Regions from separate parts of the Homo sapiens genome. Here regions 2 and 3 are each linked to region 1. The links are chromatin loops, found by intact Hi-C in ENCODE. Cell type or tissue: endothelial cell of umbilical vein. All regions are shown on one strand. Links, peaks and the distances in the headings refer to the core of each region. The heading gives the core; the rest is flanking DNA. Region 1 holds the start of HAGLROS (HAGLR opposite strand lncRNA). Region 2 has its middle 89 kb from the start of NRAL. Region 3 has its middle 12 kb from the start of NRAL.

The links. Hi-C counts contacts between places; a loop is a spot of excess contacts. Peaks named below come from ENCODE experiments on the same cell type or tissue, not always from the same donor. Only the 100,000 strongest peaks of a DNase experiment are listed, where the experiment ranks them.
Region 2: it touches region 1 in a loop (6-fold over the local background); 1 of 110 quality-filtered maps calls a loop at or near these places.
Region 3: a loop joins it to region 1, with 1.9 times the contacts of the local background. A loop is called at or near these places in 1 of 110 quality-filtered maps.

Annotation. Positions count from the first base shown.
Region 1 is chr2:176,176,190-176,186,381 of GRCh38, reverse strand. HAGLR (HOXD antisense growth-associated long non-coding RNA) reads left to right here. Exons shown (of 3, transcript NR_033979.2): 2 at 8,888-9,050; 3 at 9,690-10,192. HAGLROS (HAGLR opposite strand lncRNA) reads right to left here and starts at 8,216. Exons shown (of 2, transcript NR_110457.1): 1 at 8,129-8,216; 2 at 7,373-7,957. RefSeq lists an enhancer at 8,025-8,819. In endothelial cell of umbilical vein, for the core only: no CTCF peak of the experiment used is centred there; DNase peaks (open chromatin) are centred at 7,361, 8,151 and 8,341; H3K4me3 peaks cover 1,200 bases; H3K27ac peaks cover 1,628 bases.
Region 2 is chr2:176,413,859-176,424,346 of GRCh38, reverse strand. No RefSeq gene overlaps it. Among named protein-coding and RNA genes, the nearest start is that of NRAL, 89 kb to the left of the region's middle. In endothelial cell of umbilical vein, for the core only: no CTCF peak of the experiment used is centred there; a DNase peak (open chromatin) is centred at 4,536; H3K27ac peaks cover 2,399 bases.
Region 3 is chr2:176,514,000-176,524,487 of GRCh38, reverse strand. No RefSeq gene overlaps it. Among named protein-coding and RNA genes, the nearest start is that of NRAL, 12 kb to the right of the region's middle. In endothelial cell of umbilical vein, for the core only: no CTCF peak of the experiment used is centred there; DNase peaks (open chromatin) are centred at 5,467 and 8,087; H3K27ac peaks cover 1,407 bases.

The DNA.
Region 1 (10,192 bases), core at 5,143-10,142:
AATAGCCAGTTTTTATCTGCAAGATGTCCCAGCTCTCACAGTGTTCCCTCAAATGATACTTATCCTATCACAACTCCAAAGCCTAGAGGCCCCATGGGTCAAGAAGGAAGGATGACTTTGTAAACCTCTTTGGGGAAGACATCCAGCCGGCTGCAACCCAGGGTTTAGGGCAGAAGAGTCAGCCTGACTGTCCGGCAAGTCTGACCAAAACCCCTCAAATTAAGGGCCTTTTCTCTAAGGTTTCAGAAAAATCAGGCTGCCTAGGTGTCCTGGCAGCTTTCATGGCAACAAAGACTAAGTTTTTCCTCCTGGGCATTTGGGGCAAAGGCTGGGTCCTTCATGATATAATTAGGCCTTGACTTTAATGCACCCATGAGCTATCCACACTAGCTCCATCAAGTAAAATTTTGGAGATTTAGCCTTTCTGAGGGAAGAAAGTGCCCTAAAAAAGAATGAAGTTTTTAAAAATACTGTTTTGTTTTGTTTTGTTTTCACAACTGTGGGTGAGAGCGAGGGAGAGGTGTTCAATATTTGTTCAGACCCAATAGCATTTCTTTGATAATCGCATACAGAAAACTACATTCTGGCTGGGCACGGTTGCTCACACCTGTAATCCCAGCACATTGGGAGGCTGAGATGGGTGGATCACGAGGTCAGGAGATCAAGACCAGCCCGGCTAACACGGTGAAACCCCATCTCTACTAAAAAAAATAAAAATAAAAATAAATTAGTGGCACACGCCTGTAGTCCCAGCTACTTGGGAGGCTGAGGCAGAAGAATCGCTTGAACCCAGGAGGTGGAGGTTGCAGTGAGCCAAGATCATGCCACTGCACTCCAGCCTGGGTGACAGAGCGAGACTCCGTCTCAAACAAAAAGAAAGCTACATTCTGTTCACCCTTCTCTCCACTCCCTTAATCTCCAAATCCTTGGCATATCCCACACCTTGGGGCTCAGAGTTAGCATCTCCATTCTTGGACTGGTTCTTGACTTGCTCAGGTTGGAAGTCATGACTCTGGTCATCTCATACTCAAATTCAACAGATGTTTGCCAAGGATTTACTATGTAATGACATTTTGTTAGGAGAAAGTTAGGCTAGGGAAAAGACAGTCTTAAACCAAAGGAGCTAGAGATTTATTTCTGACACAGGTTTTAGCTATACTATAAATCTACTCTAGAGGAATCTTAATGTATAATTATCTAAGGAGAAATTGGAAGATATTATTGGGGAAATATAGAAAGATGTGAATATAGCATATTTTGAGTAACATTAAAGTTTGTCTCTTAGATGTTCACCAAGTATGGGAGAAATGTCTTACTAATTTTATTACTTGTCAAGCCATGAATTCCCCAGGGTCACTTGCTCTGCTGGGTCCTGGTGCTGAGTTCTCCACGGGAGGTGACAGCAGAGGGGCCCAATTGCCAGCTTGTGTTTGATGTAGGAATGCTTTGAAATCTCTCCCATCCTGCTCACCACAGCAGCCACCCCCTACCCACTCCCTATCCCTTTCATGACTACCTTTCTCTCCCTTTCTAATAACTAGCCTCTTTTCTGCAGACAGAAGTGATAAAGGGTGGCAGTCTGGTTTTCTGTGTGTTTATTTTATTTTATTTTATTTTTGAGATGGAGTCTCGGTTTGTCACCCAGGCCGGAATGCAGTGGCACGATATTGGCTCACTGCAACCTCCACTTCCCGGGTTCAAGCGATTCTCATGCCTCGGCCTCCCAAGTAGCTGGGACTACAGGCACATGCCACCACACCCAGCTAATTTTTATATTCTTAGTAGAGACAGGGTTTTGCCATGTTGGCCAGGCTGGTCTCGAACTCCTGACCTCAAGTGATCCACCTACCTCACCCTCCCAAAATGCAGGGATTGCTTCTGTGTGTTTTAAGTTGTTTTCAAGAAGCTCCGGGTAAGCCCTCTAGACAAGTCCCACTGTGTTACCGCTTGGAGGCACTTGAGCACATTGCAACGCTTGGCTTCCTAACCCCAAGTCACAGAAAATCTTGTTTGTTGGGGTAAAAAAGGGTGGGTGTCTTTTTTTTCTTAATCCACATTAAGAGAAAGTGAAGATTAAGATGCAGTTCTCTGTAGCATCCCTCAGTCATCCTAGGATGGAGGTAGGGATGCAAAGGAGTCCTAAGGACAAGAATTCTAAACCTGTTGGAAATCTGACAATATGACATTCCCTGAGGAAAACCATTTAAAGTGCTGTGCCTTTCCCTGAGAATTTTGTGAATGAAAGGCTTACTGGTCAAGCCAGTGATTGACACATGGAGGCATTCAAAAGTGTTTGTTGGACGTAAGCAGAGTGGACAGAATGGTGTGTCTTTACCGTGACTAATATTGGCTGAAGGATATCTTTAGATTGTTGCCTCCCAAAACCACATCAGGTGGGTAGAAATCACCATAGAATCTTGTTTAAAAGTTCAGGTTTCTTGAGTCACCCCCAGAGATTTTTACCTAATAGTCTGACTCAGGAATTTTTTTTTAATTTTTGATTTTTTCATAGACACGAGGTCTTGCCATGTTGGCCAGGCTGGTCTTGAACTCTTGGGCTCAAGTGATTCACCCACCTCAGCCTCCCAAAGTGATAGGATTGCAGGTATGAGCCACTGTGCCTGGCCTAGGAATCCTTTTTTTTTTTTTTAACAAGACTTTTGGGTGATCCTAAAGCAAGATTGTTTGGGACCACACTTTGAATAATTCTGCTGTAGGAGTTGGGGTGGGAGGGGGCCGTGTGGGAAGAAAGGAGATGTTCCTATGGGAGGGACCATGAGTGATGAGAGGTCATGGCTAGCTGGCACATGAGTATACCTAAAAAGTGTCCAGAGGTTTGTTGGGTTGCAGAGAGGTCAATGTCAAGGTAAAACTTAAGTCTACTTCGGCTGAAGTTCTAGAGCATATCCTTAAGAAGTGGTCAGTTGGAAGTTTCCCAAGTTTTGCTGACCAATTGGTGCTTTGCAGAGACTGGGCTCACTTCTGCTTCTTGCCACTTCCTTACCTTGGCTTTGATGATGCCAGTGGGGTGGGAAGAGAAAGAGATTTGTCTCTCCCAGTCTCTTCAGAGAAAATTTAGAGTGGTTCTGAGGCAATGGGAAGAAGGAAGGAGTGAGAATGGGCATCTGAAGAGAGAGGACTCAGCCTTTTTTTTCTTCCATCTCTCAAATTGGAATATGCCTTTGAGCCCCAGGGATCCAGAGGGGGCCAAATGTCCCTTAGCCTAAGCAGTAACTCTTTCTCTGGCTAAAGGCTGACTTTTCACAGCCTAAGATGTCAAAGCTAGAAAACACCTTCCAGATAAGCTAAATCAAACCCCTAATTTTAGAGAGGAAGTCACTTTACTCAGAGGTTAAAAGGCAAAGCCATCCTGCAAAAAATGGAACCACCTTGGGTCTCGTGACTTTCCACAGTCCATTGCCTTTTCACAGTCTGCAAAGAGGAAGAAATATAGTAGCTACTCCTTGGCATTGTGGCAGGCCTCCATCCCAAGCAAGCACAGCAGTGTTCAAGAAGGCACACTCATTTCCGGGAGGCCACACAGTCAGTGGTTCTGACTGAGAGGCCTGCTGCTCTGCCAGACTTCTGTAGCCTCATCTTGAGTCCTCCTAGAAGAGAGGGTAGAGACAGACCTGTGACCCCAGCACCAAGCAACAGTGAAGAATCCCCTCATTATCGTTGAGGTTGATCAGCATCAGGGCCCTGGGGGAATAAAACAAGAGGTATCCCAAGATTAATTTTGCTGGATAGAGCAAGTACAAATAAGGACACATATGAACACACACAGGCACACCCAGGTCACTTGTACTAAACATTTTTTTGTTGTTGTTCCTTTATCATTTTAGTCAGGGTGAGTAATGGCATTGTTTTGTTTTGTAACTTTTAAGTTCAGGGATACATGTGCAGGTTTGTTAAATAGATAAACGTGTATCATGAGGGTTTGTTGTACAGATTATTTCATCACCCAGGTATTAAGCCTAGTACCCATTAGTTATTTTTCCTGATCTTCTCCCTCCCCGCACCCTCTGCTCTGTTCCTTTTTTTTTTTTTTTTAATTTTTTTATGAGACAGAATCTTGCTCTGTTGCCCAGGCTGGAGGGCAGTGGTGTGATCTTGGCTCACTGCAACCCCCACCCCCTGGGTTCAAGTGATTCTCCTGCCTCAGCTTCTGTGTAGCTGGGACTACAGACTTGTGCCACCATGCCCAGCTGATTTTTGTATTTTTAGTAGAGATGGGGTTTTACCATGTTGGCCAGGCTGGTCTCGAACTCCTGACCTCAGGTGACCCACCTGCCTCAGCCTCCCAAAGTGCTGGGGTTATAGGTGAGAGCCACTGTGCCCGACTTCTTTTATTTTTTCAAAAGAGTAATAAATTTAAATATGCTTGCTTCAAGATTCAAAGGGTACAAAGGGGTATACAGTGAAAAGTCTTCCTCCCACTCTTGTTCCCAGCTACCTAGTTCCCCTTCACATAAGCAACCAACTTGTGTATCTTTACAGAGACACTTTTTACTAGCATAATTTATATATATGTGTGTGTGTGTGTGTACTCCACAGGTTTTTACACAAATGGTAGCATGCTAGGCAGACTTTTTCGCACCATGCTTTTCCCCCTATTGTATCTTTCAGACCATTCCATATATATCCACACATAACTTCCTGGATTTGTTGTTGTTGTTTGAGACAGGGTCTGACTGTGTCGCTGAGGCTGGAGTGCAGTGGTGCAATCATGGCTCCCTGCAGCCTCAACCTTCTCGGGGCTCAGGTGATCCTCCCACCTCACCCTTCTGAGTAGCTGAGATTACAGGCATGCACAAGCACATCCAGCTAATTTTTGTATTTTTTGTAGAGATAAGGTTTCATCTCTACAAAACCAGGCTGGTCTCAAACTCCTGGGCTTGAGTGATCTGCCAGCCTTGGCTTCCCGAAGTGCTGGGATTACAGATGTGAGCCACGGCGTCTGGCCCTGGTTTACTTTTATAACTTCATACTGTTCTACTGTATACACCTGCCACAATTCATTTAGCCATTCCCTGTTGGTGGGCATATAGCTTGTTTTCAACCTTTTGCTATTACAAACACATGGTCAAGCTTTTACCTATTAGAAAAATTTGTAGAAGTGAAATGATTTAGTCAAAAGATATGTGCACTGTGAGTTTTAATACATTTCTCCACAGAAATAAATTAATTTATACCTCTATCAGCAATATATGAGAGTTCCTGTCTCCTCACACCTTTGCCAAGTCAATGGGATGTTGAAGTTTTTATGTTGGCCAATCTGATAAGTGAAAAATAATACCTTTTATTTACTCTTATAACATCTCCCAAAATATCTCTCTTCCTTATCTTGAGCCTTTCATAATTCTGTATTACAAATGATAATACTAACACAGAAAAGATAACCAACTTGCTGTAATCACACCCGGTGTAAATGGCCAAAGTCAGATGTTCAGCACTCTTCTCTATACTACACCATTCCACACAGGGCTCAAGGAGGTTCAAAAGAGAGTAGGTGGCTTCAAGCATTCCCTGAAAGACACATGATATTTTAAAAAAAAAAAAAAGCATTGAAGCTTTCTGACATCTGCTAAAAGACCTCTTTAGTGGTTTGATACCAAGAACACATTACTGCATGAATCCTCCAGCAAGTACCGCTCTTGAAGGAGAGGGCTCTGAATAGCAATTTGATCTGACCTAGTCCTAAACATTAGCTTGGATTCAATATCTAGGAAGCAGTAGGATGTTGTTGTTTTTAATTTCTCTAAGACATTTCTCACTGGACACCCAGGATCTAAGTATTCATCAGCATGGTGTGAGTGCGGGTGTGTTTTTCCTAGGTTTTAGCTTTATATAGAACACTCACTTGGACCTGGTGAAGATACCAATATCTAACACGCATTCCCATACAACTCTAATGATAAGCCTATGAGGTAGATATCTTTATTGACTCTTTCACTGATGAAACTGAAGTCCAGAAAGATTAAGTGGGTTGCTTAGGGCCACACAGTGTATCAGTAGCAAAGCAGAAAATACAGTGTAGACTGCAACCGAACTCATTAGATTCCTTGCAAAGCCTTCTCTTCTCCCTCCTCTATTCATTTTAGTGAATGACGTGACTCAGTCCCTCAAATCTAGAGATTAACATCCACAACTCCTCTTTTACTCATCCAATTGATCACTAAGTCCTGTGAATTCTACCTCTAAATGTCTTTTCTCTTCACTCTTGTTACATTAGTTCCTCTCTCTGCTGTGTTGTTGCGGTTGCCTCCTATTTTGTTCTTCTTGCCTCGTGTCTCTCCTTTCTCCAATCAGACACAGCATCCCTGAGTTAGCTTCAAAATACATAACTTCACATCCCAGCTTAAAACCTGCAGTGGCTCCCCAGTCTCTAGAGAGTAGGTCCAGACTCCTTCACGTGAACCCTGTGCAACCTCTCTTTTCAGCCAGGATAACCACACTCCAAAGTACTCTCCTTGTTCCAAGCCCAGACTTTGCTTTTTCCTCCCTCTTTGCTTTTGCATGAGTTGTCCTCTCTACCTGGTATGGCTTCCCTTCTTGGCCTGAAAAACGCTTATGTTTCAGGAACCCGAATTCACCTCCTCTGAAACTATTTTTTTTGACATTATAGTACTACTAGTGGCTCCTTTTTTATTAGAGGAACATTTTGACCACACCTCTGTTATAGCACCTGTCATATTGTTTTAAGATTATTTCTCTTCCCCACTAGATTGAAGAGCATACACCATCAGTGACTTGTCTTTGTATCCCAGAGCCCAGCACAGTGTGTATAGGAGCTGTTCACTAGAAATTGGTGAAAGGCAAGGAGGAGGAACAGACTGAACCAAGGACAGCAGGACCAGTAGTTTCATTGCTCAGTGAGTTCAGGACACTGTGTGAGGCTTAATGCTTCAGCTTATATCTATCTGAAGCAAGATGGTAGAACATTTTTCCAAAGCAAGTTAATTTTCCACCCAAGAGGATGAAGGGAGAGAAGGCTGAAGGAAGAGGGGGCAAAGCTGAGGCTTTCTTTCCTTCAGGGACTATTTTCTGTGGCCTGAGGCAACACATTTACTAACTTCAGAAACATCTCAGCTGAAGTCCCGCAGCAAAAAAGGGTAAAAGGGGAACTAGGCTGGAACCTTGTTAGGATTTACAAAGAGAACAGCATGACCACTCCAGAAGGGTTATAAAAATGCTTCACCACTAACTCCACCAAACCCTCCTGCTGTAAACAGCTCTAATGCTAGTGACTACCCTCAGACACTTACTGTCTATCCCTTTAGGGTGTTCTTAAAATACACCGGAAAGAACGGAGGTAAAAATACTGGAGTGTTTCCTCCACACTGGAAAGAGGTGAGTCATATCATTGTGATTGGTGTTTTAAGTATATTTTTATTGTTATTTTAAATGGCATTCAAGTTTAGCTTCAAGTTCAACAGCAGTCTTAGCCTACTTCCTCCCACACAAATACTCCTGCCAGTAAATAGGCACTCTTAAATAAAACAGTGCCTGCAAGAACCTTCTGACCCATTGAAATTAGTCTTGCCCTGTCTTCAGAGGTGTATTCGTCCCTCTCTGGGTGTAGAGCGGTATTTAAGGGTGACACTCGGGCACGCAGGAGGTGTGGCAGGGGGCGGGGAATGCAAGGTCACTGTGGCTCAGGGGCGGGTGTGGGTGCAGGCGCGTTGGGAGGACCCTGGGCGCCCTGGGAAGTCCGAGGGCAGGCGGCAGGGCTGGCGGGCAGCAGTGCTGGCTTCCGACGTGAGGTGGTGACGGCGGGCCCTGCGCCCAGGCCCTGTGCTGCCGACCGCTGTCCTGGCTGCGCAGCTCCCCAGCAGGCGCCGGGCTCAGGTCGCGCCTTCAGTTAGCGCTCAGCCTGCGCTACTGCGTCTCCTCCGCTTGCGATTTCTGGTCGGATCCCAGCTGGCCCAGACTTGCTCTGAAGTAGGAGGAACCGCTGTCGAGCGAAAAGTGCACACCGGGTGATTGATGAACTCTTAATAGAACTAACCTCTCCTGCCCCCAACCCTAGACACACACAGAGAAAACCTCCACCCCAGCCCCTTCTCCAGTCCTCCTCGCGGGCGAGAGGGGACGCGGCCGCCAGCCGGTAGGGTGATTAACTCACCGTCTGTCTTTGCAAAAGTGTTCCAGGTGGATCAGGAGCGCCAGCCCACCCCGCCCGCAGCCTGGCCGCTCGCTGAGGCGCGGAGAGCGCGGAACGAGCGCGCGCATCACGTGGCGGCGCGGACGTTTGTGCCGCGCGCCCGCCAGACCGCCCAGGAGGCGGCGGCTATTGTTCCCCGCAGGGGCCCGGGGCGCCCTGAAACGGGGTCCACGTCAGCCCGCTCCCGAGCGTGTCCTCAGGTCTAAGGACGGGTGGGGCTTCCTTTGTGTGTTCTCTGGAAGGGGCTGGGATGGCGTCGTTGCTGCCCCAAGGGGTAACCGAGGGGGATTGAGGGAAGATGGTACCAGCTCCCTAGAGCTCAGCTCACCAGACCTACTCTTCCGCTCGACCCTTGCAGAGGAGGTGGGGACGGATATGGTATTTGTAGGGCAGCGCTGTGAACAATGGAGCCATCAAAAAGGCCTTCTCCCAGCCTCCTCACCAACCACGGACATTCCTGGCCCAACAAGACCTCCTGGCCAGGTTTTGAGCCCTGCTTCCCAGGTAAAAACACTGCCTGTACCAGAGCTCTCCATGAATTTTGGTTTAAATTAGGATTTAAATTCTTCTGGCCCTTACTAATGTTAAAACCCAGCTTTTATGATTTCTCCAGGTAGTATTCTTTCCTTAAAATAATCCAGACTAGCTATAGGAACCAATCAGGACATTTTGCCCAAGATCTAGGACAGAAAGACTCATGCAGTAACTCCTGCCTTACAGATCTGGGGACCCTTCACCTGCCTCTACTACTGCAAATGATTGGATATTCGTCTGACTTGGCTCTTCCCTAATGTGTGGAACTAATTTTGTTCACTCTGTTTCATGCTGGACCTGGCCTGAAAATGGGCCCTTATATTGTCTTTGCACTTTCCAACTTGCCAAGGTAGGTGTGAAACCTGAGGGAAGTTTTTAGGAATAGGCTTTAGGCCAGGTACTTAAATCCATTTGTTCCCAACCTTGGACTCCAAAGATAAGGGCATTTGTAGCTGGAGTAGAAAAGAAGGGAACAATGAGAACTAAGATTTCATCCTCTGTGATGATTCTTATCATTCACCGTCCTTCCTCTCCAGCATCACCAGTGCAGAAAGTGCAGAGGACTTATGTACCCAATCTTTTTTTTTTTTTTTTTTTTTTTTTGAGATAGAGTTTCACTCTTGATGCCCAGGCTGGAGTGCAATGGTGTGATCTCAGCTCACTGCAACCTTGCCTCCCAGGTACAAACGATTCTCCTGTCTCAGCCTCCCAATATACCCAATCTTTCTCCTTTCTATCCAGGCCTTCTGCAAGAGAGATCTAAGAACCAGCCCTCAAAGATGGTAAGGGCTTGGCTAGTGACAGCCCAGTCTCAGCTCCCTGTGCCCAAAGTGTCGGAACAGGGCCACTCAACCCAAGCCCTACATATATACTCTGGGAAGTTGCAGTGCCTCGAAGTGATCAGGCCATAGTCCTGTGAAGACTGGGGTCATCCATGTCCCTTCCTGCCTACTCACAAACTTCTGTTCTTCCTATTCTTTTCTTTCAGTTTCTGAAAGAAGGACCAAAGTAATGCCAAGAACTCCCAGATGAAGAGGACCTTCCTTAGACCTATAACAGATTCACTACTTGACTTCAGAGGGAAGTTTCAGCTAATTCTCAGGAAAAGGTCAAAACAGGCCTGTGACTGTCCCTTGAATACTGAAGGTATAAACAAGCTTCTGGCTCCTCCAGGTCAAGCAGAGGAACACTTTTATTAGAATGAAGGGTTACTTCTTTGTTATTCAAACACACACCCACACACATCCTCTGTAGTCTCCCTAATGAAAAACCTCAACAGATGGAGAGCCTGAGCTCCCAAGTCCGCAGGCTGAGAAGATGCACTTCACTCAAGGGCCAGTGGGCTGGTACAGACTAGGGAAGAGAAAAGGGACAAAGGCTGCTAGTATAGGTAATCACTATCTTTTAATACTCCTAACACATAGAAATTCGAAAAATCTTGTTCAGCAATGTTAGCAGCCTGTGAGCCTCGGAAACTAATTTGGCTGATGT
Region 2 (10,488 bases), core at 1,816-6,815, 240 kb before region 1:
AAGAAAAATGGCCCTACTCCATTCTGAATCTTTTTGAACTCTTCGTAACTTCCAGCCATTGATCAATAGCTATTATCTTGCTCCTGCTTCTAAGGTACCCTCCCAGTTGAGTCAGTCTTATTCATTCATTCATTCACTTGTTCATTTAGTAAACACATATCAATATCCCCGGAGTGCCAGACACTAAGGGAAGATGAATAAGACCCAGTCTGATTTACTTCCCAATGGTGTACACTTTCCTTGAGCAACTGAGCCAGAAAGGACAGTTGCCCAAATCCCTATTTGTTTGGATTCACCTTTTCCATGTTTTCCCAGCTGCCATTCTAGGTAAAGCCTCCCAGTGTCATTCCAGGACTTTAATAGCAACCTCATGATAGGCTGCCTTTCCCTGTCTGCTCTTCAGACAGGCACAGTGGAAATCTGGCTCAAACCCTAGTTTCCAGCATCCCCTTCTCCAGAGACCCAGCTACGACTTTCTTTTGCTCAGTAGAATAAAAGGCCACCTAAATTTGCTCCTACTATAATAAAAGATATCTTTCCTGCCCACTTCTACTGATGAGGTTAATTCTCAGGATCTCAGCTTAAAACTCAAGAGATACAAAAAGTTGCGTTTGGCCAGCCCCACTTAACTCATGATCCCTCCTGTTACCCTTGGTGTACTCCAAACATATGCATACATGTGTTTTTATCTTCTCTTGTTCATGTCTTGCTATTTAATTGCTCCTTGGTTCTGTATATTTTGGCTTCCTCAACAAAATTCTCTTTAATATTCTCAAAGCACCTGGTACAGAACTGTACTCACAGTACAACATTTAAAATGTTAAATATTTGCCTTGCCGTCAATTAAATGTGAAAAATGAGACCAGCCTGGCCAACATGGTGAAACCCCGTCTCTAATAAAAATACAAAAATTAGCCAGGCATGGTGGCAGGCATCTGTAATCCCAGCTACTCGGGAGGCTGAGGGAGGAGAATCGCTTGACCCCACGAGGCAGAGCTTGCAGTGAGCCGAGATCACTCCACTGCACTCCAGCCTGGGTGACAGAGCGAGACTCTGTCTCAAAAAAAAAAAAAAAAGCGGGGGGAAAGAAAGAGAAAATGTCCTCTTCCTTCCTCAACCTAGTGCCCTCATACTCATTACCAGGCAACTGTCGCATTTCAGACTCCTCCCAGACCAAAAACAAAAAAATCCAAGAGCCATGTTAAGTCCACGTTGTCTTCTGTGAGTCCTCTTACAGCAAAACATTACTACTTTGAATGCATCACATTTTCATATTTGTTTCCTTCCTCTCAATCTTTACAACCAAAGTGTTAGCCCAAATCTTATCCACTCTCATGACAGGAGCTCATCTCCAAGAAGTGAATATAACATCTACCCATCATATTCACCCACCTCATCCACGACACCCAGCAAATGAGATGACACGTTGAGTACTTTGAAGATGGCACATCAAACGTACAGTGCCTTGGAGAATTTCACTGCCCAGGTGCTCCATCTTACACAGCACTCTCTGGAGCAGCACTGAGTGGCAGAAAGTCACTTGTGGCCTTTGGGGCCAGGTGGGCCCAGTTTGAAGGCCAAATCAGCCACTTATAAACTGTGAAATGAGTGACATTACTGAATCTTCCTGGGCCTCAGTTTCCTCATCTGTGAACTAGAGAGAATGTCACCTTCTTTACAAGATCACTGGGGGCATTAAATGATAAAATAAATGTCGAAGTTGTAGCTTTTCAGTGTTAAGTCTCTTTCCCCTCACCCTCATCTGTCACAACACCCACCCCACCCCTCTGCTTCTTTGAAGGATCACAGTGGCTTCTCGCTGCCACTGGGCAACATTTTTATTTTCTGATACAAGGACTCCTTTCTGAGACAAATGTCAGAAAACTCAATCTAAACTACTTCAGGAAAAAGGGAATTCATCAGGTCACATAGCTGAGAGGACCACGGGTAGAACCAGCTGCAGATCCAGCCAGACTGGGCCTTACAGTTGTCGCCAGGACCTAGCTCAACTCTGATTGGACTATTGTGGGTCATGCACACACCCTGAAATGATCCCTAGAGTCAGAGGATGTGAGGCTAGATTGGCCAAGCTAACAAGTTAACACCCATGGGTGGTACCACAACAGTGCCCATCCTGAGCTGAGGAAATTAAGGTGGCAAATCTCTGCTTTGAGTTGGGATGGTGGTTAGAGTCCAGCATTTTAGTGTCTGAGGGCGAGGAGAGGGACACTACTACAGGGAAAACAGAGAGGGGATATTGGAGAACCCAGGACAACTTCAGAAGTCTTCACTATTTTTGCTCTGGCCCAGTCTTGTTGATCTGGGTCCCAGGTGAGGGCACAGGCTCTCAGCTGTCTGGCTTCAGTTTCCTTGTCTGTGAGAAAGAAAGAATGATCGTCTTAAGCAAGTCAAGAGCCTAAGACAGTGCTTGGCTCCTGTAAGCACTCAGTAAGGGTTCTCCATTAACAGAGATCATAGGGGAAGAGCACCCATGCATGGCCATGGGTATTAACATTGAGCTGAAAGCGAATGACTCAAGCTGCGCCTGTGGAAGCCTCTTAGGAGAAACAACAACCCAAATCTGGCACTCTGAATTTCCAAATTCCCTGGGATGTGAACAGAAAACTTTGTATTATATATATAAAAAAATGCAATTAAAATAGTAGTTAAAAGTTTTGAAAAGAAAGAATGACTATTTGGCTGTTTACTTAGCTCTTCCATGAATGTGCACCTAGTATGCATTTCATTAAACAAGGGAGAGCTAGTGCTGTGCTAATTGCATACCTGGCCGCAGTATTCATTACAAAAGCCTCTTAATCAGATGGTTAGCCTGAGTGATTCCCCTTGGAAGGTGACCTGCGTAGTATCTAAAAATACTCACATGTCCCAGCCAGGTTGATGGAGGGCAGGAAGTGTAACCTTTGACCAGGCAAGTGGTAACAATGTTGCCCTTTCTGCAACCAAGAACCAAAGGAATTAAAATTGAGTCAGTCACCAAGTAGACTGCATTTAGGGTCCCCTATAAATCTCTCTGAAGCATTTACCAAAACGTTTACTTTTCCTAGTAATTTAAAACGAATGGGAAAAGGCTTTGTGCCAAATATTGAAAAAACAAATTTGGTTCCTTCATCATTCCGTTCCAGCAGTCTATGTCTTTACTTTGTCTTAGAGTGCACTTTACTGAGCACTTTCTTGATTTGATAATGATATGCAAATCATGATTAATCATTCCACAAATTAAAGATATTTCTGCTCCTTCAGCTGGTTACGCTGAAATTATTCTTCAGTGATGTACATATGTAGATGGCATTGAATTTCTCACATACCAAATAAAGCAGAGATGATAAAAACTCATTTCATGTAATTTACTTTAAACCTCCTTTTGTTGTCTATGTCCCCTTTAATAATATTCAAATTGTGTTTTGCAATGCCACCAAGAATCTGAGTGGGACACAAGGGACCCAATTCTGCGGCTGTTCCTGTTTGTAGTTATGCTGTTTATTCCAGGGGCAGGGGTAGGGCTTGGATGGAGATGTTCTTTGGCAGTTAGGCTACAACTAAGCAAATGTGAGTTATAAACGCAACTCAAACTTGATTTTTGGCTTTGTCCTGTATGGTAAGGTTTGGCTAAGACAGCATAAAGATTTAGTTCAGATTGTAACTCCTTTTTGTCTGACCTTCCTTTCTCAGATGTTTCCGCATTGACTCGGACTGCTTAAAAACTGATGCAAAGTAAATGCAGCTTTGATAATGCTTCCTACTTTGACACTACATCACGTTATCCTTCTCAAACAAGGTATTGATTTGAAAATTGGTTTCCTGACTTCTAAGTAATTGTCAATTCTTTTTTAAATGGAGTTCCTGTCTACTGAATATATATTCCCTTGTTTTTTTCTCCTTCTATAAATGAAGCACATTCTGAATCTCTCAGAATTATTCTTAAAATAAAACAATGGAGGAAAACAAATGGTATTCTGGTTCATTCCCAGGAACTTTCTCTACTGCTTCACAAGAATTCTCTCAGCACCTCATGCTCTCACTTCCTGTTAGCCCTAAACTTTAACTTCAAAATCATCCTGACATATAGCATTGGTCTAGCTATAGAAAAGATGGTTTTGTTTTCATACAGTAAAAATTTCTGTTTGGGTTTTATATTTGTTTCATTCAGATGTCCCCATTTCATTGATCTCTACCCTATAGGCACTGCTGTATAAACAAGAATTTACCTTGCTTTTAAATTTCACAGAGTATGAAATTTCACTCTGAACCTTAAATACATTATCAGAAACGTGTTAGGCATGCTGTGTGGGTGTACAAACTACTAGTGACAGATTGGGAAAAAATCTGAGGGTCTAGGTTATTCTCAGAATGTCCAAATTCTATTTGTTTGAGTCATTACTGGGAAGCTTGAGATTATCCTTTAGTAAACATCCAAGTAAATGGAACTTCCTCTGCAATGAAAAGGAACATTCTCTGCCCTTAAAAGTTATAGAAAAGTAATGGAAAAATAATAGCTAGAGTATGGTAAGCTACAGTGAGTGTTTCATTCAGGCTCTACCATTGCTGCCCCTCAGACCTGCCCTCTCTTCCGGCAAAGCCTGTACACCGCTTCCTGCTGTTCAGGGCCCTCTGAGTTGGCTTCATGTTATTTCTCTGTAGCAGTGCTGCAGTTTATTAATGTTCGTCACATGCACAACAGTGTTTCTGGAATGCTGGCAACATTGCCTGTAGACTCAGGCAATCAGGGCCTCTGCCCTGGGCCCCACAATATACACTGTTTGCCCTGGTCACATTCCTCCATTTCTAGGCCCTGCTCCAGGTACCCAAGACCCCAGAATTCCCTGTCCAAATGGCTTCAAGGAGGAGGCACAGGACCAGCTGTGGTTAAGTGGAAGAGGATGGAGCTTGAGTATGAAACTGGGGTGTCCAGTGTGGGAAGAGAGAAGGGGGTGGCCCAAGGCCTCCACTAGCAGCTTTGCCTGAGGCCCCGTATGCCAGGTGTTCCATGGTGATGAGTGGAGATGGTCACAGCACACCTAGAGCCTCTGACCTGGCTGGGGAGATGGATGTAAAAAAAGTAATCGGAAGGGCAAGGGGTTCTGCAAATGAGAAGCACGGGGTGCTATTGGAGTCTCTGACATTGAGGAGGCAACCCAGGCTGAAGCTGGGTGGGTAGAGGAGAGTAGGGACACTCTCTCCACAGAAGCCCCGTCACAATATCCACCCACAATTTCCTGCGTGCCAAGCCAGAATTCATACACTAGGACTCAGATGTGCAAAACCTATAACCTACTTTGTTATGCGTAAGTCTGATGTGCCGAGATACCTTTATCTCTCTTTATCTCTTTGCATTTCAAGGCCTCTTTTCCAGTCTAACTCATTCTCTTTCACGTTTCCTTAATTGACAAATATGCACTTTTCTTCCAGCATCAGTGGTGTGGTGTCTTAAGGGCAAGATCTTTTTTAAAAAACAAAGAAAGCCATTCTAACTGGGTGAGATGGTATCTCATTGTGGTTTTGATTCGCATTTCTCTAATGACCAGTGATGATGAGCTTTTTTTCATATGTTTGTTGGCAGCATAAATGTCTTCTTTTGAGAAGTGTCTGTTCATATCCTTTGCCCACTTTTTGATGGGGTTGTTTGTTTTTTCTTGTAAATTTGTTTAATTCCTTATAGATTCTGGATATTAGCCCTTTGTCATATGGATACATTGCCAAAATTTTCTCCCATTCTGTAGGTTGCCTGTTCACTCAAAGTCAGGAAACAACAGATGCTGGAGAGGATGTGGAGAAATAAGAATGCTTTTACATTGTTGGTGGGAATGTAAATTAGTTCAATCATTGTGGAAGACAGTGTGGCAATTCCTCAAGGATCTTGATCCAGAAATACCATTTGACCCAGCAATCCCATTACTGGGTATATACCCAAAGGATTATAAATCATTCTACTATGAAGACACATGCGCACACATATGTTTATTGCAGCACTATTCACAATAGCAAATACTTGGAACCAACCCAAATGCCCATCGATGATAGAAGGGATAAAGAAAATGTGGCCCATATACACCATGGAATACTAAGCAGCCATAAAAAGGATGAGTTCATGTCCTTTGTAGGGACATGGATGAAGCTGGAAACCATCATTCTCAGCAAACTAACACAAGAACAGAAAGCCAAACACCGCTTGTTCTCACTCATAAGTGGGAGTTGAACAATGAGAACACATGGACACAGGGAGGGGAACATCACACACCAAGGCCTGTCAGGGGGTGGGGGGTTAGGGGAGGGATAGCATTAGGAGAAATACCTAACATAGATGATGGGTTGATGGGTGCAGCAAACCACCATGGCACGTGTATACCTATGTAACAAACCTGCATGTTCTGCACATGTATCCCAGAACTTAAAGTATAATAAAAAATAGAAAAAAGTGTAATAAAAAAAGAAAAACCAAACAAAGAAAGCTACTCTTTTCTCACAAACTGTACAGTATAAAATTTTAACCTGTTTCCCATGTCAGGTGTAGCTTAACTCCCTGCTCCAAGACCTTGAGCAAGTCATCTCACCTGTAAACTGAGAACAACCTCTATCTCTGATAGTTGGTATGAGGGGTAATGGTATAAAACATTTAAAGCACATAGCTCAGAGCCTAGAATAGGCTAAGTGTCAGAAAATGTTCGTCATACTTCTCTTAGAAACCCAGACTGTTTTTTGAAAATTTTTGAATTAAAAGAGAGAAATGCTGTATTCTTCACCCTAAATAATATCCGATTTATTTTAATGCTAACAAACCTTTGTTATGTTATCTACAAAGACAGATACCTAATAATAAATACATGGATATGTATTTAAGAGGTAACAGAAACACAGAGAGAATAAGAAATATACTCAAGATGAAAAGAAATATAATATTAATATTGTCTACTTCTATTTTATTTTCTACTAAATTTCTATTTTAAAATGAGACAAATGAATTCCTGACCTGGAATGGTGTTTTTGGAAAGATACTAAACAGAAATCAGGTGGTGTTGCCTGAGCTAGGGTTGCAAACAAGTACATGAATGTGGAAGTGATGAGTATCTTGACACTTAGTATTCCCTTTGAATTTGAAATTTCCCCTGCCTTCTGTTTCTATTTGGAGTATGGATACTCCACATGTTTCACTCATTTATCTTTGTTCCCCATCAGGCTCATACCTTCTTTACTCTACCTCCTAGTTTTACTAAAAAGCTTTCCAAAGATGAAGTTCTAAGATAAAGAATAAAATTCTGGAATTATCTAAGCTCCAGTAACACTGAAGACATGAAAATCCACAGAATCATAGCTCTCAGTGGGTTGATAAATAGCACTTTTATCCTCACCTTGGGTTTCTGGTGTGTTATGGTAATGTAACATGCCACCTTTCTATATTTACTGTCTCTGCCTCCTTTTATTTATAGAGAAAGACAAAACCAGACATCTATATTTTTTGTTTTGTGTGGTTTTGGGGGGCAGATGAATCTATAGGCATATAAATGTGTTATTTTCTAGATAATGTAGTAAGTGCAGTCTAATAAAGTTTTTCTAAAGGCAGTGTGACTACCTCCATAAAGTAAATTTAAAGATAAAAGCACTTTGGAAGTTTGTTTTTAGTTGTTGAAAAAAATAATGGGTGCAACAAATAAAATGTTAGAACAAATTTATATAAAATAAAAACCACACCTGTGTTTCTCCCACTCACATGGCCACTTTCACCGTTTTCTGTGCAGTCTTTGTCACATGCACACGTTTTACAGAGCAATCTTTATTTAAATGCCAGTATGGGTTTTGCTTTTTAAACTTTATAAACACATCCTCAGGTTTCTACACAACAAATAAATTTTTGTTCATTCACTATGAGCCTATTTAATTTAATTACTATTGGTGGCTTAGGTCATAATTACTTCTATTTTTATAGCCCTGTCTTCTGAAGGATTCAAATTGTTTTTAAAATAGCATGTTGGAAACCACATCAGAAGCCTTTCTAGTGCAATAGAAAGGCTATAGATGGGGGAACTGAGGTTCTAAAGAGGCTATGGGACTAGCCAGGATTATTCTTGGCAGATCAAAGACTGTAACTCAATGTTCTAAAACCCCAAACTGTTGCTCTTTCTGCCTAGCCACAGCTGCCTCTGCCAGCCCCTAGACTCTTTGGTCTGGGATGGATGTCAGAGCAGGCATGGGGATCATAGAAAGACAGCATTCCGCTTGTCTGTTTCTCCAACTACAGGGAACCCAGCAGCTGCTATTGTCTCTGCGCAGAGCTGGCTTGAATAGCATAATCCTAACCTGACTACCAAAGATGTGATTACTTTCCTGTCTTTTAAAAACTGTTCGTTATTTCATGGGAAGCTGAGCCCTGGCTCCTGGGTTCCAACACAGTCATAGTCCTAAAAAATGTGTGACAGAATTGGAGATTCTGTGAACATGGTATATACATTTACACAAATCCTACTGCAACTGAGCCGCATCCAAGGACTGCACCATGACACTCTTGGAGGTAATTCCTGGGACACCTCTTGGCACTTTGGGGTGAGACAGGGGCCTGGAGGAAATTCAGAACTGTGTGACTTTTTCAGAGACAAGAAGTCAAACTGGGAAGCCAAGTCCTCTATTCACCGGCTCGATTACCGGCCAGCTGGATCCATGCATGAAAGATTTTCTCTGGGCTGACAGAATTAATGCCATTCACACAGTCACAGGATGTGCTTTATTTCAGCACACGTCCTGAGCTTGCAGAGCCCAGGAGATGCTTTAAGAAGGTAGAGAGTTGAGGGTTCAGCAAGCCTGGGTCTCCTGGTGAGTTCAAATTTCCATGAGTGCCAATTGAAATCGTGGTCCTCTTAGCTGGGTTTTCAGCTCCCCAGCTGTCTACTAGGGAACCAAGAGCACCACCCCACTTCACAACAGACCCAGGCAGTCATCATGCATAACCATGTTTAGTGATAGCTAAGCACAGCTGCATTTGAACTGATGACCTGGTAATCTGCACTAGAAACGTCCATATCCCTTTACAAATCCCTGGAGCCTCGCCATGCATTTGACTTGTTGTTCTTAAAGTTTCACATCATTTTCCACCTGTTAAACCACCACTTCAAGAGAATTATTGAGTCTGAGGAAGAAAGGATCCCACTTTTGCCCTCTCCTTTGTACTTGGAAGCTCATCCACCCCATGGCTAATAGGACTGGTGGTTCAAGGATTCAATACTGGTTTACTCATTTGGGGCATCTGCTTGTGACTGGCTATAAAGAAATCAACACTTAAAGAAATGCATTAGAGACCACCTACACCCCGATGCAGACATTTCTTTGTGAAAAAATAGTGACACATAGCATCCTACAAGATTTCAGATACATACAGATGGCTTTTTCTGGACAATCAAGCACTTGTCAGGAATGTTAGACGAAGAAAGCTTTATGTTCACAACATTATTATGGCTGCCAGCAGCAATTGTTTAATAGGAAACTAGCAGCAAAAACAGGAAAGTCATGTTACTTTTGCATCATGAGTAATACCTCAGTTCATGTTCCCAGAAGTCGGTAACTACAGTAATATGCTTAAAGATATTCATGTGATTTGCTTCTCAGGCCTCCATCCCACCAAAATATGATCATAAACATCTAGTGAATCATGTGTATGTTTGTGAAATATATGTTATCTGTGAAAGAAAAAAAATTATTTAAAATCTGACACAATTAGAACTTTCTGGGACGTGTCAGAATTTTTAAAAACTGTTCTTGTTTTTACTACTTCCTAGAACTTTATGGATGTAAAGCTACCAAAATGCATCTAAAACCTGACATAATTTAAAATTCTGGAACGTGACAGAATTGTGTTTTTCTTTTTCCATTACAATTGTCATTTTTGCCACTTCTTGGTGCTTTGTGGACCTAGAGACATTAAAGTCTTTTATGTGCTATCAAAATTTACAGTGAGCATTTTGCCCCAGTCTAACTCTGCTTGAGGAATGTTCTGGTGGTGTGTGTTTGATGGCATTGGTTTTATCTTATGTACTGATATTTATGACAAAACTGAGAAAAGTTTAGGGTATCCAAACTCCTTCCTTTCACCCATACAGACATTTCATTCTAGAAGAAAAAGAATGATCTTTCTCATGCTGTTTTGCAAAAGACCTAAACAAAAGAAACAGCATAAAAGTTTTTAACGTTCCTTTGAGTTTGGAAGAAGAGGTATAAGGGCTTGTATTGAATACTTTTCAAATAAACTAGCGAATAACATGTACTTGCTAATAACATCTTAAGTTTGAAAGCTCCAGACAGAAAGATGACCTTTCTACACATCTTTTTCCCAAGAACTTTTGCCATAGTCCTTCCTGTGGGAGCCTGGGGGAAATAAGTACAATTTCCTTAATGCTCCTTATAATTGCCAGAACTTACTTTCCAAAGCCCTACTTTCCGAAAGCATATTTGTCTCTCTTTTTTTTTAATCTTCACCGGGTATTGAAG
Region 3 (10,488 bases), core at 3,365-8,364, 340 kb before region 1:
GATTTCATGTAAAATAATTATAAAGCTATCTTCTTTTTCCTTTTGGAGACATGAGAATTAAAGTTAAATTGATTTCTTTGTAACTATTGCAATGAACAATTATTAAATGATCACTAAAACAACGAATTTTTAAAAATATATTTTTTCTTTCTGAACAATTGAACTTATTCCTCTTAACTGGGTACAAGATTCTGGTTGACACCAGGCAACAATCCACCAGTGCCTTTATAAATTAAAAGTCATTATATTTTATTTGAGTCCTTTCAGTTCTGTCTTATAAAATTGCCCTTTATCTTTAGAAGTCTAGTGAACTCTCCTTTATAGTACCAACCTTTGGGGAAGCTACAGTGTCTCTCACCTAATAGTGGTAGAACCTTAGGTCATCCAGGATGGTTGACGTCTCTATGGCCTCTTTTTCACTAGGATCCTGACAGCCTTTCTTTTAATCGCCCATTTCCCTTGGCAAGGCATGCTTAAAGCATTTGCCCAGATCAGGCTGGGTGTGCCCACATCAGAACGCTGTTTTCCTGGAGATCTTATGTTTGTGCAGCAACATGCCTTGCATTGGCAGGCCAGCCCCTCATATGACGAATGAGGACTCAAAATCTACAAGTTCAGCTAATTTCCAATCTAAGGCCTATACAAAGGAAATAGTAAATCCATCACAATATGCTTCTTTGCCGGTGTCTGCATGAGTACTGCTTTATGTTTTTATTGCTGTAAACACGAGATTGAAAAGTCAGTGGAGAACAACTGATCAATTACCTACCTATTGTCTGCAACAAAGTGTGTACTATGTTAAGTCACAGTGGTTTTAATCCACGTTTCTTTCATGCAAGGATGTTATGTAGAGATGCTAAAGGCTTTCTGTTCACATGCAGCATAGTTAACTTTTCAAATCTCTCTTCAGTGTGTCACTTAATCCTTTACATTGCATTAGAAATCTCCTGAACTTGGCAACAAGAACAGTCTTTATGCAAGCTTACTTTTTAGGAACATGAACCTATTTCAAGATTTTTTTTTCTTCTTTAAAAAAAATTCTTTTACACCCAAGAAATTTTTCTTACCAAAGAGAATTAGCCAAGCCAAATAGTCTGGACTTACCTTGTGTCAATTCGTAAAAGGAATTCTGATTAGAATTCATAAAAGGAATTTCATTTTATTATGTGAAGCCATATTGGACAAAGATCAGACAAACTTGCTTAAACAAATTACTATTTCAGGATTGAAGGAACTTCCAAACTACAGAAAACTGAAAGGAACAATTCCCTTCTCCCTTAACTCTTTAGCTAGGTTCTAAGCTTTATATCCTCAATGGTACTCTCATATTTCAGATTTTCTGTCTAGAGTTTGAAGGGAAATATTTCTACCTGTTTTTCTCATTCTATAGGAAACTCATCATGATACAGGATGTGTATGAATGTTTTTAATAAAGATGACTGTGGTAATAAGGCAAACAGATGCATTCAACATTAGAAAGCATCAAACAACATGATAGAACAGATTACAGACTTCCTACAGATTTTCATACAGTGAAGACTAAAATTTGCAATGAACATAGTGGTTGCTTCATAAATGTTTACTGATGGTAATAATACAGTTCACATAATGCAATGCTACTCAAACCTCTTTGTAAAATAGAATCTCCTCAAACCTCTTTGTAAAATAGAATCACATGGAGTGTGTTAAAAGTGCAGATTCCTGAGCCCATCCCCAGAAATGCTGATTCAGTAGGTGTAGAATAGGGCCCAGGAATCTGTAGTTTTCACCAACACCTCAGGTAATTTGGATGTAGATGGTGTGTGGGCCACACTTTGAAAAATACCATTATAGGGCATGAATTGTGAAGAAAGAATGATGTATTTCCAGTAAGCCAAGAAGCACTTTAGAAAGCAACATGGAGACAATTGCTCTCTGATGAGCAGAAGAAAGATTGCTAGTCTGGAAGGAAAGGGCATTCTGTTCATTTGTTTCTTCGCTCATGCCTTCATTCATTTGAACAAATCCCACTGAGCACCTATCACAAAGCACTTCTTTGCTTTCCAGGCCTGTGGCTGCTCTTTGAGGCCCATGCATAGAGATTAGCCCATGAGAAGGCCCATTGTCAGAAACAGAGTCATTGGGCGCAGGAAATTATTCTTTTTCTCCTCAAATTTCCCTTTCTTTGAGGCTGCTAGCCACTGTTCTTCAAGTATAGCCTCCTTGTTTCCAGAAAGATACCATACAAGTGCCCATGTTCTGTTCTCTGTTTTCAGCATTTTGATTTTACTTCCTGAAACCCCCTTTAATGCTGGAGGTTTAAATGACTGGCTGTGAGCTTGAGCCCACAATCATTTGACAGCAGGGTAGACTCTGTTGATGAGAGAGGTGGAGCATGGAAGCTGGTTTAATGCCAACTCGGGCACAGTGGGGGAAATTCCATATTGGAGGAGTTGACACTATTGTTCTCAACTTAGAGTTAGTTTTCTGCTCAGGATAAATTAATGACATCATATAATTCACTTTAAAAATGTTTATTTCCTAAAGCTAAAGGCCAATTAAATGTATTCTTTAAAATAAACAGCATCCCAAATTCCTTAGAATTATATGGAAATAAATCATATTTTATACCATCACATGTACTGCCTAGTATAGGGCTGAGATAAAACAGGATTCCTATAAAATCTCTAATATACAATTTTATTAATGAAAAATGGTGGAACATACGTTGTCAACCAGTATAGGAGAAGCAGAAAATGATCTCCTTGTTCTAAATCTGAAAGCCCTGATTTAATGCAGGGCCTTGCGGTAAGATTTAGTTGACTATCAGATGCTTGGGAACTGTCAACTCAGTTTAATATCTAGAGAAGTTCTATTTTCAGAGATGGTGAGACAGGTTTTTTCAGATGAAATCTCCTGCAGAAAAAAACTAAAAATATATAATAAAACATTAATTTAAAAAGTTTCACAAAAATGTCAACAAGCTGACAAAGCTGTAAGGAACTACCAGGCCCAAACCTAAGAGAAAGAGGGAAGCAAGAGAGGAAAGCAAGACCTGAGCACCACAGACGCTTTTATGCAGAAGACATCTGCTGAACTTTGTTGGTCTTATGCAGAGGTGGGCAGAAGTTAAGGCTCAGGGCCAATGCAAGAAGGAAGTCTGAGGAAAAAGTCCTTCCTCACATTAAATGGGGCCCAAAGACTACACCCTCAGAATAAGTATCAACCGTAAGTCAATTAGCCTCTAATACATCCAGAGGTAGAGAAAGGAAGGAAAGCGGGGAAAAAGAAAGAAAAAGTATCCATCTCTGAGACTTTATAGCCACAGGCCACCCCTGATGTGAATTTGCACCTGGGTTTGTTTTGCCTGGAGCTTCCAAGGAGCCTCAACTCCTGAACTTGTTTAAGGTGGTCGAGGATTAGTAATGCTCACAAGTGCCAGGCAGTAGCAAAACTTCTCTGGAGAAAGGCACCTTCATGATAGGCCCGAAAGACACTCACAAATAATTTTCAAAGGCAATGACTAGTACATGCATAAAACTTACTAAACACACAGAAACAAGGTACCTCGAGCAAATCTGTTATCTGCTGAGTAGCCCTAAGCTGTGCGCAACAGAAGGACGATCACTAGGAGAGGAGGGGACACCGTCCCAGCCCCACCAGGGCAGGTGTCTTTTAATACATCTACTATTTGTAGAAAAGTTTCTGCAGCTAAAAATGGTTAAACACTGCAGTGTCATGGAGCTGCAAATATTGGGATTTCTTAATTATGTGACTCATAGGTGCACCCAGTTTTCTGACAATTAGGAAGCCAAACAGAGTAAAAGTCATCAAATTCCTTCAGACAAGAACCTAATCTGCTTGGGAACAAACTATATGTTTAAGGAATTCAAAGAGCATGTAATTTTCTTTAGAATCTAAGAAAAAAACACAAACACTTGACAAGGGGAAAGATTTAGTATTTGGTCCATTTAAAAGGATAAAATTTTAAAAACTGAGGTGAGAAACAGGATCCCAGGTGATGAGGTCCGAGGCAACACAGGGAAGCAGCCCGTGGTCTCCTCGGAAGTTCTGTATGGCTGATATCATTAGTCCAACTGCTATTAATATAACCTGAATTCCTCAGTCCTCCTGATTTTGTTCATGTGTTTTAGATTTGAAAAATGTGTTCTGTCAGAATTATTTGCCCTTAATTTTTAAAATCGTGTGTTTTAGGGTCAATTTGATCTGCATGTTTTCTATTTTCTTATAATTAAACCAGCAAAATGTTCTTTAAAAACTATTTGATGTCCACAAAATCTTCTGAGGCCTTTCAACAAGCTTCTTTAAAGCATTTATATCCCACTTAAAAACAGAAGTTGCGGGCCGGGTGCGGTGGCTCACACCTGTAATCCCAGCACTTTGGGAGGCCAAGGCAGGTGGGATCACAAGGTCAGGAGATCAAGACCACCCTGGCAAACACGGTGAAACCCTGTCTCTACTAAAAAATACAAAAAACTAGCTGGACGTGGTAGTGGGCGCCTGTAGTCCCAGCTACTTGGGAGGCTGAGGCAGGAGAATGGTGTGAACCCGGGAGGCAGAGCTTGCAGTGAGCAGAGATCATGCCACTGCACTCCAGCCTGGGTGGCAGAGGGAGAGTCTGTCTCAAAACAAAAACAAAAGCAAAAACAGAAGTTGCACTGTGTCATGGGTGACCTAATGTAGAAACCAAGAATCCCCTTAAATTTCAAAAATCTTCACATCTGAATAATTTTTGAACTTGAAGAAAATGAGTTCACCCATTGCTAAACTCTGTGTTGCTCAAGAAGACATTTGGAGCAAAGATGAGTTCCATAAGAGGAAAAATCAGGGCTGTGATTTCAGCTAAGGCCCCTGAGGAATAGCTGGAAGCCTAGCTTGTTACATTGCTGTCTACAGAAACAAGGAAAAACTCAAATGTACCAAATATACATCAAATGTTTGACAGGACTAAAGAAATATCATGTCCATATGAAATAATATTCGTTCATGGCTTTAAGAAAACAATAGAATATAAATACATGGATTTCAGCACATCTAATTTGCGCTCTAGTCTAATGCTTTGTTCTTGGCAGCCCATGGAGAATTCTTAATAAATTTACCAACACTGAATAATTAATTCCTCATAAAGGGTAAATGAAATCTGTTGTTCTAACACTAACTGCCGTTACATAGAACTATAGCTTTGCGGTAACAGGGCCAGTGGGTGAAGAGGGTCTTTTGTAGATGGTCATATGGAAAGCAAGCCAGGAAAGTGAGCCTGGTTCTGTAGAAGACTCTCTACCCTGCTCTGCTGGCGTTGACAACAGTCCAGGAGCTGAGCAGCGCTGCAAGGGAAAGCTCTCCAGCCAGCCTCCAGGGTACATTCAGCAGGCATTTCCAGAGAACCTATAAATACCTCTGTCCTGAGCAGCTCCCAGCTCTTGGAGTATGAAGGCCTGTTATCACCAAGCATCAAATACAGAGCAGACAGGATGCAGGGGCTTCCCCAGCAGGGGAGCTGGCACACACGAGCTCTAAGGAAAAGGGATCTAAGTCCATTTCCTGCAATTGTTAGAGAAGGATGGCAGCCTGGCCCATGAGTAGGTTAGAGTCCTATGTGCATTACTGCTCTCATGTGATGGCGAAGATCCCAGTTTATCTGGGCCTTCTTCTACAGAGAAACCCTCTGCATAGGTGCCTAAAAGAATAAAAGTTTGATTTTTCTATTATAGTTAATAAAATAACTCATACTCATAGAGTGCTTCACAGTTTGTAAAGCCCTAACACCTGCATTAAATCTCATTGATAATGAGATAATGATTTTCTCATTGATAGTGTAGATTTTAATCACAACAATAATAGTAGCAATAACAAGCATTATTAGAACAAGTGAGTTTTAGCAAAGTTGCAGGACACAGAGTTGATAAATAAAAATTAATTGTATTTCTACATACTATCAACAAATAATTGGGACCTTTAAACAGCTTTATTAAGATATAATTGACAAATAATAAACTGTACATAAAGTGTACAATTTGGTAAGTTTTAGCATACATGTGTATACATATATATACATATACACACACATATATATGCACACCCATGAAGCCATCACTATAATAAAAAAATGGACATACCCATTATCCTTAAAAGTTTTCTTGTGTCCCTTGGTAATCCCTATCTGTTTTCCCTCTATACCCTTTTCCCGCCCCATTAAGACTCAAAGTTGTCTTGTAGCTCACTGATGCTCTATTCTTTTTAGTTTTTCAGTAAGTTTTCATCTCTGAGTTTCATTTTGGATGGGTGCTATATTTTCAAATTTACTTTTTTTAAATTTTATTTATTCATTTTTTTGAGACAGAGTCTTGCTCTGTCACCTAGGCTGGAGTGCAGTGGCGCAATCTCAGCTCACTGCAACCTCTGCCTCCCTGGCTCAAGTGATTCTCCTGTCTCAACCTCCCGCATAGCTGGGACTACACGCACACACCTCTACGCCCAGCGGAATTCCCTGAACTCCCATCTCTGTTTACTCAACTCAGGGCAACTGCTGGGCCCTGCCTGGGTTGCTGCTCCCTCTGCCATGACCTGGTGGTGAGCTGGGCTCTCCTCACTGTGCTGCATCACTCAGAAATCACTGTCTTTCAATACCTGATGTCCCATGACTTGAAATCCATTGTTTGATATATTCTGTTCAGCTTTTTAGCTGTTTCAGTTGAGGGGATAGATCCAATCCCTGTTTACTCCACTTTGGATGGAAGCAAAAGTTCTACAATTTGAATTTGAAATTGAAAAAAAAAATACTAATACAAAAACATCAAAAATATAAAACTCTGGCCAGGTGTGGTGGCTCACACCTGTAATCCCAGCAATTTGAGAAGGCAAGGTGGGTGGATTGCTTGAGCCAGGAGTCGGAGACCAGCCTGGGCATAGTGAAATGCAATCTCTACAAAAAATGCAAAAATTAGCCAGGTGTGGTGGCATGTGCCTATAGTCCCAGCTTCTTGGGAGGCTGAGGCAGGAGGATTAATTGAGCCTGGGAAGTCAAGGCTACTGTGAGTCGACATGGCACCACTGCACTCCAGCTCAAAATCTATGTATATAAAATCTTAGGAAAAAATGCAAAGTATGTAAAATTTTACACTGAAAATTATAATACATTTTTGACACAAATTAAAAGTGGACCTAAATAAATGGAGAGATGAACCGTGTTCATATATCAGAAGACACAATATTGTTAAGATATCAGTTCTCCCAAAATTGATCTATTGATTCAATGCAATTTCAATCAGACCCCAAGAGGTATCTTTGTAGAAACTGAAAAGCTGATTTTAAAACACATACAGAAATGCAAAAGAAGATGTAGAAAGTTAAATTATTCTGGAAAGAAGAACAAATTTGGAGGATTATGATAACCATTTTCAAGACACGTTATAAAACTATAGCTGGGCACAGTGGTGTGGACCCGTAGTCCTGGATACTTGAGATGCAGAGGCAGGAGGATTGCTTAAGCCTACAAGTTCAATGCCAGCCTGAGCAACACAGTGAGATTCCATCTAAAAAATAAAATTACACACACACACACAGACACACGCTACAGTAGTAAAAATGGTGTAGTATTGGTGTGAATATAAACATATAAATCAATGAGATAGACAGTCCAGAAATGGATCCTCATATCTATAGCCAACAGATTTTCAATAAAGGTGCCAAGAAAATTCAGTGTGGGAAAAGGTAGTCTTTTTCAATAAATGGTCCTGAAAAAATTGATCATCCATATGAAGAAAAACACTTAGACTCATACCTCATGCCATATACAAAAACTAACTCAAAATAGATCAAAGACTTAACTGTAATATCTAAAGCTATAAAACTACTAGAAGAAAACATAAGGGAAAATTGTTTTATTTTGGTTAGGAAAATATTTCTTAGATAGAACACACAAAAATAATGAACCACATAAAAAGTATGATAAATTGGTTTTTAAAAAATCAAAACTATAATAAAGAGCCTGACTCCATTTGGATGGTTGATTTTGACTGCTGAAATCTTTCAAGCCCCACCACTTCCCCTTCCCCTCTGCCCCACATCTGGGCTAGCTGATAAGAAAACCCAGGTGCACCTACCTTTGTTGCCAACGGGAAGTTCAAAATATGCAAGCCCTGGCTCTCATGCACAGGAACTCTCACCCCAACCTCATTCCCTAATCACAGTAAAAGCCAAGCCAAACTCTTTTCTTGCTTTCTCTCAAGCCATTTTTAAACCTGCTTAGGAGCCTGCCCTGCTCTCCCAAGAAAGTCTCATTCTGCAAGCCATAACTTTTTCATATATTCTTGGTGCATGTGTGGTATCACACATCTAAACCAACATCTAAACCAAAACTGGGGAGGGGATCCATCCTGCCTCTGTGGTATAACTACAATTAAAACTTTACAATTCAAAAGACACTGTTTACATTTCAAAAGAAAATAAAAAAGCAAGCCACAGACCAGGAAATTATATTGCAAAATCTCCATTTATATATCTAAAGAACATTTACCTAGAATATAAGAACTCTTACACCTCAATATAAGGAAACAACAAATCCATTTTACAAATAGGCAAAAGATTCAAACAGATTATTCACCCAAGAAACAATCATATGAAAAGATGCTGAACATCACTCATCATTAGGGAAATGTACATTAAAAGCACAATAAGATGTTACTTCCTATCTACTAGATTAACTAAAATTAGAAATACTGATAACACTGAGTGTTGCCAAAGATGTTGAGCAACTGGAAATTTCATATGCAGCTAGTGGAAATGCAAAATGGTGTGGCCATTTTAGAAAGTAGTTTAGAAGTTTCTTGTAAAATTAAACACAGACTTACCAGACAACTCAGCAATCCCACTTTTTCGTACTTACTCAATAAAAATGAAAACACATATTCATACAAAGACTTATGCTGAAATAATTATAGTAATTTGTTCATGATAGCCAAAAACTAGAAATCACACAAATGTCTATCAAGTGGTGAATGGAGAAACAAAATATTTATGTATCCACATAATGAAATAGTTCTCAGCAATAAAAAAGGAACTTACTGATACTGGCAACATCATGGATGACTATCAGAAGCACTGTGCCAAGTGAAAGAAGCTAGACACAAACAACTATACACTGCTTGATTCCATTTACAGTCGTGCATTCCATACTGATGATTTTGTCGTTGTGGGAACACCACAGAGCGCACTTACACAAACATAGATGGTACAGCCTACTACACACCTATGCCAAATAGTATAGCCTATTGCTCCTAGGTTACAAGCCTGTACAGCATATTACCGTACTGAATACTGGAGGCAATTGTAACATAATAAGTATTTGCATATCTAAACATATCCAAACATAGAAAAGGTACAGTAAAAATGTGGTGTAAAAGAAGAAAATAATAATACATCTGTATAGCGTACTTACCATGAATGGAGCTTGCAGGACCGGAAGGTGCTCTGGGTGAGTCAGTGAGTAAGTCATGAGTGAATGTGAGGGCCTAGGACATTACTGTAGTATACAGTATATGTAGTATATGTATACTGTAGTATACAGTATATGTAGTATACAGTATAATGTAGTATACAGTAGTATACTGTAGACTTTATGAACACTGTACACTTAGGCTACACTAAATTTATTTTAAAAATCTTTCTTCAATAATAAATTAACTTTAGCTTACTTCAACATTTTTACTTTATAAGCTTAAAATATTTTTTAACTTTTTGACTGTTTTGTAAAAACACTTAGCTTTAAACACAAACACATTGTACAGCTGTATGAAAACATTTTTTCTTTATATTCTTATTCTATAAGGTTTTTTCTATTTTTATTTATTTATTTTTTACTTTTTTGACAAAAACACAAATATACACATTAGTTTAGGCCAACACGGAGTTAGGATCATCAATATCTCTGTCTTCCACCTCTACATCTTATCCCACTGGAAGATTTTCAGGGTCAAAAACATGCAGGGACCTGTCATCTCGTATGATAATAATGCCTTCTTATGGAATGCCTCATGAAGGACTTGCCCGAGGCTGTTTTACAGTGAATGTGGGTGTTTTCTTTTAATAAATAAAAGGAGTATACTCTAAAATAATGACAAAAAGTACAGTATAGTAAATACTAAATGATAGAAATGTTTCGGCTCCGTTATAATCTGTCATAGAGGTGGCCCATCCTTGACTGAAATGTCTTCAGATGGCGCATGACTACATATAAAATTCTACAAAAAATGAAAGTGGGAGTAGGGAGGGAATTGCAATGGGATACAATAGAATATTTTGAGGTGGTGGCAATTTTCTATAATTTTCATTGTGGCGTCGGTTATATGGCTACATACATTTGTCAAAACACATTGAACTGTACCTTAAAATTGGCCCATTGTCAATGTAAATTATATCTCAATGAAAAATGTTAAGGTCAATTTCTCTTGTCTATTGACTGATAAAGCACTGCACTGGGCTCTTTAGATT